3 separate regions of the Homo sapiens genome follow, and regions 1 and 3 are each linked to region 2. The links are chromatin contacts, found by Hi-C or POLR2A ChIA-PET in ENCODE. All regions are on one chromosome and are shown on one strand. The core of a region is the stretch at or near the end of the contact, and the rest is flanking DNA. Distances in the headings are between cores, read along the strand shown.

Region 1 (4,460 bases), core at 286-2,785, 150 kb before region 2:
TTAAGGATCCCTTTAGTTTGTCCATTCCTATGGGGAAAATTTCTCTACGTAAATCTTCAGAGACAGAGTGGCAGGTATCAAACTCTTCACTTTGCTCCAGTCAGTCACATTAATGATAAAGTCTGTTCAAGCTTCAAGAAAAAGGGGTACTTAACTCCTAATAAGCATTTCATGAAATCAGATTTTCTATCAGAGGCACTCAGCTCTCCTTTAAAACAAGCATCCCACAAGTCATCATGAGCAGGTGTGTAACGGGGGAAGCAACACTCACTGAGTTTTTATCGGTTCCGGTATCCTGAGCTGACATCATGCTCCTTCCTGGGTTACAGTATGTGGGAGTTGACATCATGCTCCATCACTGTGTCACACAAATACAACAGTTCCAAAAAACAGATCATAGAAATAGGGCCTGGACCATCCAGCTGTCAGGTATTCAAAACAATAGGGTCAACACCATGAAGCATCTCCACCAAGATCACAAGTACCCACAAGGAATCCTCAGAACTGCTCAATGAAAATGGTGGCTAAACCCAGGAAGCAGATTTCAGCTTTAGAGACATCAGGGGGATGTGCAGCTGATTCCTCAGTCTGGGGAGCATTCTGACCGTCTGGGGTGTGAGGACCTCCTGCAGGAAGGTGGCTGAGGCTCTCGGCCGGCTGGGTCTTCCCCACCTCCTCCCCACTGTCAACAGACACCTGGCTCCAGGCGCAAAATACCAGCGTACAGAGATCATCTGTATGGGCCTGGGCCCTCAGATATTTATTTAAGTCCACGTACACACTTTCCCTGCACAAACATTTTCTTCTTCCCCATTTCCCACAATTCCTCCTCCCATGTTTCCAGTTTGAAGCCACTGCTGGCAACACTACGACCTCTGGAGGGAGGCCAGGCCTGGCAGCACAGAGCTCGAAGGCAGCACAGGATTGTGAAAGTCGCCTCTTCATAGGCTCAGGAGACGCAGGCGCTTGGCAGAGCTGTCCGGCAAGCCCACCAGTAGGTCTGAGGTACAAAGAGAGGCACAAAGGCTTTCCTACTATGGAAAAGCGACAAAAACTCTGGCCAGTGTTTCAAATGGATGAACAATGGTTCAGATAAAAAAAAAAAACCGAGTGGAAAAAATTGTGGGAGGGAGAAAGAATATTAAGGGAGCTAAGTTCCAGTGAGCTGTTGCCAATTTCACCCCAAAAGAAAGGTAATAGAAACAGAAGGAAAGTTTCTGGCAGTAGTCAGGTGCCTACATAGTTCCCCTATTCACCTGGTTTAGGGTAGAATTATCTGAGCAGAAGGAGCAATGATGTTGGTAAATAAGTTGTCTACATTAAAAAATAATTAAAACTCCCCAAACAAACTCCAAACCACTGCAGGTAAACACTCGCAATATGTTGTTTAGAAAAATTATGCTTTAAATATACTGATCTAAAAAAAAAAAAATCAAAAGAACAGACTGTTCTGTAGAATAGCTTGAGTTTCTGCCTGTGCTTTCATTTTAGAAAACAAATGCTCGTAGACCTCACAGTGGGAGGAGTTTCACACAGGGATTCAGCTCGCAGAAAATGGCCACCGGCTTTGAGAGACCTTAACACAACAAACAGGGCACCCAAGAGACCTTTTGGGAATACGAGGCACTTGCCTTTCACAAGGGTAATCGTCTAGAGATACACAAAACCATTTTTTTTTCTTCCCGACCAGTAACATAAATCATAGCTTCCAAAGTATTTGTTTACAGAATACCACAGTGACTAATTACCAGAACTTTTCTTATTCTCTCTGAGCAAAGGAACCTCATGGGAGAAAAAAAATATAGGTCATTTTTAATGTAAGGGAGTTGCTAGGATTGGAGGTTAAGACAACTATTTAAACTTCATAAAAGGAAAAACAAAAGACCTCAAAAAGTATTTTCTAAAATAGAGAAAGGTGCAAATCTTCTTATCAGAAACGCATTATAAATAGAAAAGAAACTCTTAAAAGAGATTCTTCAAATGTGACAAAAAGCTCTTGGTTTCCTGAAAATGTCAAAAACAAAAACAAATATTGACAATACTAAATATCCAACAGACAGGGTAAGAACTTCACTTAGAAGCAAATTTCCATTTAGGTAATTTATGGTGCTTCTGTGCAAAAAGTTGCTTTACACTGTGTAGTCGCTGAAGACACTCCAGAATTGCTAGACCTTCACAGGAAAAATTTTAAAGGTCAGGGTTTTTTTTCTTTCCCTAGTTAGCACAGCACTCAGGGGCAGCCAGTTCTCTAACGTCTGAGTAAAACCCTACACAGGGCTTCATTTCAGTGCCACGTCATGGCTTTTGCAGACTATCTTCTTGCCTCCGCTTCCTCAAAGTGGTCCTTCTGTCCCCTCCCATTAAAGCAAAGGTGGAACTTGCATTAATTCAAGGGAAGGGCTGAACACACTACAGAAGGCATGGTTCAGCCACAGGCACCGGTTATGGCTGTAACCACTGTAAATCTCTTCCACGAAAGAGCATCAAAGACCTGCACAGAGACCTTGAGAAACCTTGCTCTTTGGGCTCAAGTCAGGGACTATAAGACCAGACTAAATAGGTTTAAGCAGGGACAGATCAGAATGCTGAGTAGGTTTTTCAAAAAGGAAATCCTCATTTAGGTGTCTAGGAGCCAATCACTGTGCTATTAAAACTAATCGGAAATCTCCATGCTTACATGAAAACGCACAAAAGTATGGGGAGACTGATCTGAATATGTGGGTCTCCCTTGCCTGGCAAGATAATGAATTCATCTTTGTTTGGACTGAATTGGTGGTCTTATTATCTAATTGTCATCAACTCTACAAACAGTCAGTTGTTCTAACACATGAACAGGAAAAATAACATAAATAAAACAGGGCCTAGAAACAATATCCAACTCACAAAGCAGGAAGTGACAGCTCATATCTGTCTCACCTTGCACAAAGCCTGCCTTCACGGGTTGCTGAAATAATCCCAAGATACCCTTCCAGGACTTAAACAGCCACTGGATTTTTCATGAAAATGCATCCTGGTATGAACACTCACAGTAGTGGCCAGAAAAATAGGGGTGCGCAAGCTGGGTCTTCCTCTCTCCCTGCGTAAATGTTTTAATTTCTTTCAATATTAAGTTATAATACAGCTTAGGAATTTTCATTTACATAAGAGAGGAGAAATGCTTTTGTAAGATGGAAAACAGCCTTCTGTCTCTCCCAGGTCAAAAATAAATTTGCTTGACTATCTTAATTGGCAAAAACCCAAGGGCTCCAACTGGACCGGAAGCTTTGCATCACGGTGTCCTACTGCGTGTGTCTGCTGGAAGCCCAGCAGATGTCATGGTCAGCTTGCTCTCATGGGACAATGCCAGTCCTTCTTTAAGCTTTGCTGCTGACTGCCATCTCCTGCTCTTCTGATAACCTGCCTTTTTCTGGCAGACTGGGCCTAGGACAGTGGGTTCTGTTCCCACTTTGCCACTAATGATGTGGCCTTGAGCAAGTCCTAAGACTTCTCTGGACTCTTCTTATCTGGAATGCAAAGAGGTCGGGCTAGTTTATTTCCCAGGTTCCTTGTAAGCATTAAATTTGAAAACCATGATTACCAGCCTGTCCCAATCCTTCTGTAAGAGTCTTCATTCCCTCAAAAGTGGACAATCTCCCACCCTTAAATTCATGCACTTTCCTCAAGTGTAGAGGGTTAAAGGCAGAACCCAAAGTCTGGCTAATATCGGCATATCTATGAGGACAGGAGGGAGCTACTACATTGAGACCCCTGGGAGACCTCAGACTGAGTCCCTGCCCCTGCTTGTCCCAGCACCTCTGCTTTTCTGCTCAAAAGAAAATAAAGTACTACACCTTAGAGCCGGAAGGAAACAGCCACCATTGAGCAAAACCTTCTTTGGTTATAGGTGAGGAAACCAAACAAGCAAAGTCATGCTGGGAACAATTCCTAGGCCTCCCCTCTGGATTCTCACGAATGTCTTTCTTCTCACCCCAACCCAGCCCTGCAGGGGCTCTGGGCAATTTTCCTAGCCCCCTGTAGAGTTCCTCAGGGCCTCAGAGGGTAATCAACAAACATTTACTTAGCCCTCTGGGCAATCCCCCAAGGAGCAGTTTTAAACTTTCAACTGGTATAGGCTCTGGGAACATTTAGCCCAGCACAGTGACAGTGACAGCTATAGCAAGACACAAATTGATTGATCTGATCAGTGTGGAACTCCATTGGTGTTTTACTCTAAAAGAAAGGCTTGCAGCAGCAGCACAGACAGTAGATAAGGATAGGTTAGGGATATAGGGAGGCTCCATGAGGGTGGGGTCCTGATCTCCTACCTGGCACGTAGTTGATACTAAGTAAATATTTGCTGAACAAATTCAAGTTTGCACATTATCTCTGCTCCATTTGCTTCTTGTCAAAAATTCTGAGGTTACAATAATATTAAGGATGAGGATCTCTGAGCCTCTCAGTTAAAATCAGGAACAAATACC
Region 2 (4,216 bases), core at 1,558-4,057:
GCCTCTCAGAGGAGTCAGGAAACCCCACACTCTTCTGGGAGCTGCTGGTAACTGGCCTTACCCTAACAGGGCCATTGGATTAGATGATGCCAACACCAGACTCCAAATCACCACACACTCAAGACAGAAACTAGAAATAAGAGATTTCCAGGACAGGCCTCCAAAAAGAACCATGAAAAGAACCTGTCTCCTTAACCTTTTTGGGTCATGAAGGTTATGACCCTCATCTTTGAGAACCTGATGAAAACGATTGATCCTCATCTCTGAAAGACGATGCGAACACAGTCTTGTGAATTGGACTTCTGGGGGTTTACAAGACCCCTGAAACCCCATGGGACAATGCAGAAGTCCACAGGTTCAGGCTAAGAACCCAAAGTACCTGGAAACAGGTTTTCAATTTCAACACTCAAGAAGAGATGAACAGATTTTCTTTTTTCAAAATAAAAAGGGGTCATAAAAAACATGAGTTCATCATAAAATAGTCATTCAACACTAAAGTATAAAAAGAAAAGGAAAATCACCCATAAATCCTACCACCCAGAGAACCCCATAAGGAATATTTTAGTATTTGAGTATATATGTGCCCTGCCAGAGGCTAAACATGTGCTTCTGTCCCTGCTCCGGTGGGAATGGTGACGGATGGTCACTCAGGCCCAAGGACATTGTTCTCTCTCCCCAAGAGGAGCAAATAAGTTTCCTGTGTCTCAAAGGTCTGCAACCCACTGAGGCCACCAAACCAGCAACCTGTCCTTGAGGGTGGGTGGGTTGTCTGCCTTCTGTGTAAAGGCTCAAAAGACATAGCCAGACAGGCGAGGGGCTTTGGGGAGGCCACCTCAAGGAAAGAGAGAATGTGGCCCAGGGTGGGGCCTGCACTCTCAGGCATGTGGACATCCCACAAGAGCTGCCCCACCCTCTGGTAGATACCTAGGGGTGGTGTGGACGGGCAGACCCCTGGCCAGTGGAGTCCAGCCCCTCGGATGACACAGGGAAAAGAGAAAGGCAAAGAGAGGCAAGATGTGATGCTGAAGCTCCAGCCAGATAAATCCTAGAGAGGGGCCATGCATCCCAGCCACCTCCCCATTCTTTCCCACCTGAGCCCACCCCTGAGCTACGGCTCTGAGGCACAGGGTAACATCTGTAGTGTGTGTGACAGCCGCACTGGCAGGAGGGCAGGATGGTAGTGAGGGCAGGATGGTGAGGCAGTCCCAGAGCTCCCTCCCAGGTGCCCGCCCTACTTCACCCTCGTGTACAGGATTCAGATTCTGCCCTTGTCTCCTCTTTTAGATCAGCCTCTTCCTTCTCTCTTGTGAGGTGGGGCTGCTGGTACATAACAGGGCTCTGCCTCTGATCAGCACTCACTTCATTTCAAGGTGGGCTTCCTCCTTTTAATGTCATCAGCATGGGGCCAAAGCCCTGTTGCCAAGACAACAGGGAGTGAGCGGGGTCTGCACTGCGTGGCTTGGCTCAGCAGGCGCACACTCTGCCTGCCAGACTCCAGCTGGCCTCGCGCTCTCCCTGCAGTGGGTACAGCCACATAAATCCTGTGGCTTTCTATTCTGTTCATCTCTTCAGTGGATCTTAGAGATCTCCAGGCACTTTCCTGAATTCACTGAATACTTCTACTAATGCTTTCTATTTTTACTAACTAGCCGTGATAGTATTTGCTCTTGCTGACTCAAGACACACACACACACACACACACACACACACACACACTCTCTCTCTCTCTCTCTCTCTCTCTCTCTCTCTCTCTCCCCCACCCACCCGCATATAAAGGTACCATTTTAAAATTTAATATATTATGCACAACCTTCCAAGTCAATAGAGACAGGTCTATGTGATCATGAGGTAATGGGGTATTTACTGTTGTACACGTTGGTTGCCTTCTCCTTTGTTTCCTATTACAAATGATGCTGCAGTAAACATCTTTAAACAGATATCTCTATCCCCTCATCTAATTATTGATGAGAACTTCTTTAAGATAAGGAACTAAGAAGAAAAAAGGGAAGAAGAGAGAAAGGGAAGGTGGGAGAGAGGGAGAGAGGGAGAGAGACAGAGAGGGACAGAGGGAGGGAGGGAGACAGAGAGGGAGGGAGGGAGGTCATTATCTAGCTCCACCCTGAAAGAAAACTAGGAATGACCCACAGACATAAATGTGTCCATTCTCAGCTTGCAGAAGAACCTGCTACATGACACTCTCACCTTCCCACTCCAATGCATCTACAACATGAGCTTAAGAAATTGTGACAACAGCTTATTTGTCAGATTTAATTTTGTCACTCATCTATGGTGTTTTTTTTTTTTTCACCTGCAGATATTTAACTCTATGTGGCAACTGGACATAAAGCATTCTGAGGAAAAGCAAATTAAAACTCCCAGAAATCAAACAGAAAGTAAAATCTTTAAGAAAAGGACCAAAATTAACAAAAAATACAGAATTTAAAACTTTGGTCACAATGAAGAGATGGCGATATGACAGAACTCTTAGGTTAACAATGTAAACCTTCACTTTCAATTTCTCATACTTTTTGTCTCCAGCTGAACAAAATAAAAGCTCAGGAGGAAGCGCATTGGGGCTTTTAGAATAGAGGACGCAGTACGTTAGACCCTGTGCATTCTAAGGGCTTGCATCCCCAAATCTTTTCCATGAAGCATACTGAGATCTTCACGCATCCCCACATTCAAACATACCACTCTGTACTTTTCTCCACTGAACGTACACAGGACAAAGAACAGAGGACGACCACCTCCCCTGGCTGTGTGGCAGGACGTGGCTCCCTCAGCAGCTGAGCAGCTCACTTCCTGCTACTTTCATCAAGACGTGTGCCTCGGCAGAATCACTATCACCATATACTACAGATCTCAGGGGTCCCTGCAAAGAGTCGAAACCACAAATGCTAATGGCCATCTACAAGAGTGAGCAGGACTGAGGACACAAGGGTCTGAACCACCGAGGAAGGTGTCACAGCACCCTGGCACCTGTCAGGGCTCCTTGCTTGCCTACTCAGAGGCAGTTCTATGTTAATGTACACACTGTTCTATCAAGCATTGTTATTTTCTTTCTTAGCGGATATCAGACTGAAAGCAGCACAGAAAAAGGGAGGGGATATAGGGGATCAGGGCCACAGGAAACACGATAGCTCTGCAGGTAGAAGAGTTCCCAGGGAAACTATCGAAAACACATGCACACTCTTTCCCTCTCTCCCCCCGCCGTCTCTCCCTCTCTCCCCCTCATCTCTCCCTCTCTCCCCCCATCTCTCTCTCTCCCTCTCTCCCTCTGTCTCTCCCTCTCTCACACACACAGAGCTGGCTAAGTGGGGCCTCCTCAGCTCCCCACCTGAGAACTTCTAAGCAGGTTGCCCCCTTGGCTTCTAGACCACTCCTGTCCACAGTCCACCCCCTGGCTGCTGCTGTTCTGTCTCCTTCGTGGCCCCTTGTCCTCTATCTGCCCAGATTTTCTTTTGGCTCTCTCTTCCATCTGCACCGCAGGGCACAAATTCAGAAGCTGACAGGGACTAGGCAGGTGGGCGCTGTGGCGACCAAGACAGCACTCTCCCCACCCAGGGTGGCAGCCCCGACTCAGCTGCCCGGCTCCTGCCAGCGGTCCCCGTAATGCTCCGTGGGCCTCAGGTTGCTGCAGAGTCTGGTTTTTCAAAGAGGAGCTGGAAGTTTACATGAAATTGCCTAGTTTTAAAACTTTGGTAAATAAATTAAAAAATCTAAAAACAGGGGTTGGGCCAAACAAAACAAGTTCACAGGCTGTTGGTCTGGAGCAGCTTCCACTGCTCCAAGGAGCCCTGGTCCTCCGGAAACCAGGGCTTCACCAGCAGGGAATACAAAGTCCCCAGATGGTGGCTTCTGACAGGGTCTCTCATAGGCCTCAGACCCTCAGGTCCACTCTTAGGCAGGACACTGCATCCACTGGGCCCGCTGGCTACCTCCAATGATGTCCATGCCCTTCAGTGACTCCTCCCAGCCTGGTCTCCTTCCTGCTCTGCCCCAGATTGTCCTGCTGCTTAGGCCCTGTCCCACTTCCCTTCCTGCTCTGAGCACTTTCCCGTGGCCTCTTTCTTCAGACCCAGGGAGCCACCAGCCCTGCATGGTTGACTTCCCAGTCTGTGTTCTGAGAATTTACTTCCACCTATGGCAGACTTATCCCAGATGGAGATGAGTCATTTACGTGAATGAATGCATGCATGAATGAAGTGTCTACTGA
Region 3 (3,991 bases), core at 774-3,273, 170 kb before region 2:
TTCATGCCGATCCAACCTGTTCAGGGTGGTGAATTGTTTGTTGCAATACTTGCACACTAAAGGCTCCTGGGTTGGCTTGTGAAGCTGCATGTGGGCACTGAGCAGAGTGCTGCTGTCAAAGGCTTTGGAACAGCAGCTACAATTGTACACCAGAGGTGGAACCTCTGCGGCTGGCGGCCCGGGAACATCAGAAGATTGATTTTCATCTTCCCTGGAAAAATGGACATCTCCTTCATTGTTTGGAGATTTTGAACGAGTGAGAACAGCAGCTGGTTGTGGACTTCTTTCTTGATTAACCTCTAAGTTGGATACTGGAGGGGGTGGTATATTTTCTGTGGCTGAATCCGAATCCTGTGGTATGGAGAATGTCTTTGGCTTCCGGCATGTTTTCGGTTTCGCTGCAAGGGCTTCACAATTTTCTTTCCCTGTGTTACCAGGTGAACTGCCATCATGTTCACGTACAGGCTGACTTCTGTAAGCTTCAGCTACGGAAGAAACAGCGTATGAGTGCTCGGCAAGTGTGCGGACAGGCTCTGCCTCGTGGCAGACGTCCGTCCTCTCCAGGCAAAGGCTAGCTGTTCTCATGGAGTCGGAGACCTTTTTGAAACTTGCCCTCAAGTCCAGCGGGGAAAACATGTTATTACTATTTTCTGTTTCGATGATGGAAAATGCATTTGTGATCCTTGGCCCATTAGTGATGGCTGGTTCTTCATGCCTTTTTTCATTTTTTTCTTCTTTAACCACTCCCTTTTCAGTAATACAGAATACATAGGGACCCGGGGAATTTGAGAAGTTGCGATCAGTAAGGTCTTCCAAGAACGATATTCCCAGCTTTTTTCCTGCAGCTGCGAGATCAGTGACTGTTTCCTGTCTCTTGACAACGACTGTGGAACTGTAGATATAATTAAGTATTTCAGTAAACACTTCAGCTTTGAGATCGTCCAGCTCCAGGACGTGGCTGGAAATACAGATTGTATGGCTCCAAAAGATATTTTTAAAATACAGGCTTGAAGCTGCCAGAACATTGCTATGGGCTTTAAATTTGGTATCTTCCACAATGATAGTGACATCGCATAAAATGCCCCGAATGCGCTGCTCATTTAAGATGGAGAGTACCGTGTCACTGTGAAAGTCGTCCTTGAGGTCCCTGGAAAGGGACATGACTGTCATCTGAAACAAGAGGAGAGAAATGGTCAGATAATCTTCCACAGGTGGCTTCTTTATCTCTAGACTATTTTCCACTTCTGTGAAAAACTGTTCTTTTGTATGAAACTTCAGGTTTTTATCTCATTCTGTTGATGCTCCCGAGACTCAAGAGTCAACATTAGAAGCTAAATCTTTTTCTTGCCCCAGCCTGTTTCTCATACCATTGCTAATAGTTGTTATCATTGGAAATCCTCCCAGAACTCCTTCCCCTTTTCTCCAAAGTTGGAGCTATATATACATGTCCAAATTTGGGAGGGGAGGAGGTTTTTTTTTTTTTTCTGAAATGTTAAGGGTCTCATCATCATTCAAGGCTGCTGCTTTGAACTACTAGAGCTGGGCAATGCCATGGTCCTGCCAGAAGCTTCCTGCCTATTTTCAAAGAGAAATCTGATGATCCAGTCACAACCATGAAGCAGGAAAATGATTTTTTTTTTTTTGAGACAAAGTCTCGCTCTGTTGCCCAGGCTGGAGTGCAGTGGTGTGGTCTCCGCTCACTGCAACCTCCACTTCCCCGGCTCAAGCGATTCTCTCACCTCAGCTTCCTGAATAGCTGGGACCACAGGTGAGAGCCACCACGCCCGGCTAATTTTTGTATTGTTGGTAGAGACAGGGTTTCGCTATGTTGCCCAGGCTATTTTTTTAAATGAATTTTCCTTAAGTGGTACCTATATGCAAAGCTATTGCCCACTCAGAGAAGAAGCAAGAACTGAAGGAGCCCTTCCTAATTTGTGGCTCATAAGGGTCAATCTCTAGAGTTGCAGGGTGTGTAACCAAGTCTGACCACCAGGGGCACCCCCGCCTCTCTGCGCTATTGGCCCTATGGTGACTCATCAGGTTCCTTTTCTAGTTTCCCCTTTAGTAGAGACAAAGTAGACTAGGGTTTTCAAAAAGAACTGTCAGGTACTGAAGGCAACTAAAAAGGAGACAAAATGTAAAACCAGGAAAGGACATTTCTAAGTCCTTTGACAAGAACGGACAAGAATGAATCTAGTCATAGATTCCTGAATTAGCACAACTTCAAGGCACAGTGGCTCTTGTTCTGGTCTGAGGATCCCATCTCCATTCTTCTCTGTATTTTCTATATTCTCTATATAAGTCCTATTCCATGAGTCTGGTGTGCTAAAGCTTACTAACTGATATTATAGTGAGGGGCAGTGAAAAGTAGCAGCTTTCATACTTCCCACAGTAAGAGATACACAGTACATAGTGACCTAAGACACAAATGAAATTAACACTCACCCTTACTAGGTGTGATGCATTCTGTTCTGCTCTAGTATTTTTCTTTTCTTTCTTTTTCTTTTCTTTTTTTTTTTTTTTTTTGAGATTGAGTCTCGCTCTGTCACCAGGCTGGAGTGCAATGGCATGATCTCAGCTCACTGCAACTTCCGGCTCCAGGGTTCAAGCGACTCTCCTGCCTCAGCCTCCCGAGTAGCTGGGACTACAGGTGCATGCCACCACGCCCAGCTAATTTTTGTATTTTTAGTAGAGACGGGGTTTCACCATGTTGGCCAGGATGGTCTCGATCTCTTGACCTCGTGATCTGCCCGCCTCAGCCTCCCAAAGTGCTGGGATTACAGGTGTGAGCCACTGCACCCAGCCTTTTCTTTTAAAGAATGCTTACAGCAACTCACTAATTTCACTACCCAGTAATAGATCACCACATGCAGTTAAAAGTAAAGCAAAACAAACAAACAAAACACACACACAAAAAAACCCTCTGGTCTACAGAACATACTAACCAGAGATTCATCCAGTCTCTCTGTGCTATTCTGTATTAAGAGACGTCTCCAGAAAGCCTTACAGTTTGATGATACTTCTTTAACTCTCAGTGGCAATGTTTTCCTAGCAGTAAAGTATAACATTTAGCTCATGGCATTTATTTAGTTGGATGGACCAGATGGCCACACAAAGAACCTCTCTACCTTTTTGTAAAGCTGCTATTATAAGCTGTGACTATTATGTTATTTAGTGTCCTTTATACAAGGATCCATTTGATAAATTCTTTTATTGTATCCAGTCATAGGAAAAAAGTACCTTTCTACTAACAAATTCTTCAATTCAGATAATGAGAACACTATATTCACCATGTTTCTGTTTTAATTCTCAAGACAAAGAAGCTCAGAACTAACTTTTATCATCAATTGTTGTAGCTATTCTTGGCCTGGGTTTCTGGTGTGCCTATTGTTTCATTTTCTTTATTTAACATTAGTTCTTCTGCTCTTGTTTACCCTGCCTTTAACTGTAATCTTCCATGAATCTTTTCTAGAAGTATGGGGGATTATTTCTACAAATAAAACTAGAATGAAATGAAATGGAATCTTATGACTTCCTCTTTGCCCCTGAAGGGAGAAAGGGTGACCCCGGAGTGAAGGAGTCTGTCCTTCACTGGGTCACAGATCAATAGCATACTTTGCTGATGTTTCTTTTGCCTTCTTTCAAGTCTCTCGGCTCTGGGCCCCTGTAGGATCTCCTTTCTCCCCTGACTCATATATTTTTATCATGTTTGGCTTCTTGGAAGCCCACATGTTATTTTAATTCTTTATCAGCCTGACTAGATAGCTTCAGATCTGACAAAACACATGCTATATGATTCAAAAAGGTGGCTTAGGTCTATGCTGACATCATCTATTTTGTCTTTCCAGTTCAAAACTACTGCTTCTTCCAAAACATTCTGCTTCACAGCATCCTGAACCTCCCTTTAGGCTCTGCTTCCATTTGCGGAATACGGCATTTCAAATCAGGCTAATGAACACTCTAGGGTGTCCTGACTCAGATTTATAATATA

The links. Hi-C counts contacts between places; a loop is a spot of excess contacts on that map. ChIA-PET counts read pairs that join two places held with the same protein, here RNA polymerase II (POLR2A). Pooled maps may share reads with other maps.
Region 1: a loop to region 2 is called in a pooled map, with 3 times the contacts of the local background. The contact joins two enhancer-like sites. A Hi-C loop is called at or near these places in 4 of 50 pooled maps. POLR2A ChIA-PET finds 5 or more read pairs at or near these places in 5 of 52 experiments (CD4-positive, alpha-beta T cell, CD4-positive, alpha-beta memory T cell, activated naive CD4-positive, alpha-beta T cell and 2 more).
Region 3: a loop to region 2 is called in a pooled map, with 2.1 times the contacts of the local background. The contact joins two enhancer-like sites. A Hi-C loop is called at or near these places in 1 of 168 maps with a recorded cell type or tissue (naive thymus-derived CD4-positive, alpha-beta T cell) and 7 of 50 pooled maps. POLR2A ChIA-PET finds 5 or more read pairs at or near these places in 4 of 52 experiments (BJ, CD4-positive, alpha-beta T cell, T-cell and 1 more).

Annotation. Positions count from the first base shown.
Region 1 is chr3:141,409,451-141,413,910 of GRCh38, reverse strand. All of the region lies in intron 5 of ZBTB38 (zinc finger and BTB domain containing 38), which reads right to left. Among named protein-coding and RNA genes, the nearest start is that of ZBTB38, 43 kb to the right of the region's middle. RefSeq lists an enhancer at 4,015-4,104. Within about 2 kb of position 1,535, at least 36 of the 41 ENCODE cell types and tissues checked have a DNase peak (open chromatin) inside an H3K27ac peak, as active enhancers do; they include CD4-positive, alpha-beta T cell, where a contact is called at or near this core.
Region 2 is chr3:141,265,707-141,269,922 of GRCh38, reverse strand. The region is part of intron 2 of PXYLP1 (2-phosphoxylose phosphatase 1); the gene reads right to left. Among named protein-coding and RNA genes, the nearest start is that of PXYLP1, 36 kb to the right of the region's middle. Within about 2 kb of position 2,807, at least 5 of the 41 ENCODE cell types and tissues checked have a DNase peak (open chromatin) inside an H3K27ac peak, as active enhancers do; they include CD4-positive, alpha-beta T cell, where a contact is called at or near this core.
Region 3 is chr3:141,439,568-141,443,558 of GRCh38, reverse strand. It overlaps ZBTB38 (zinc finger and BTB domain containing 38), which reads right to left. Exons shown (of 6, transcript NM_001376113.1): 6 at 1-1,170. The coding sequence starts at 1,170. Among named protein-coding and RNA genes, the nearest start is that of RASA2, 45 kb to the left of the region's middle. Within about 2 kb of position 2,023, at least 24 of the 41 ENCODE cell types and tissues checked have a DNase peak (open chromatin) inside an H3K27ac peak, as active enhancers do.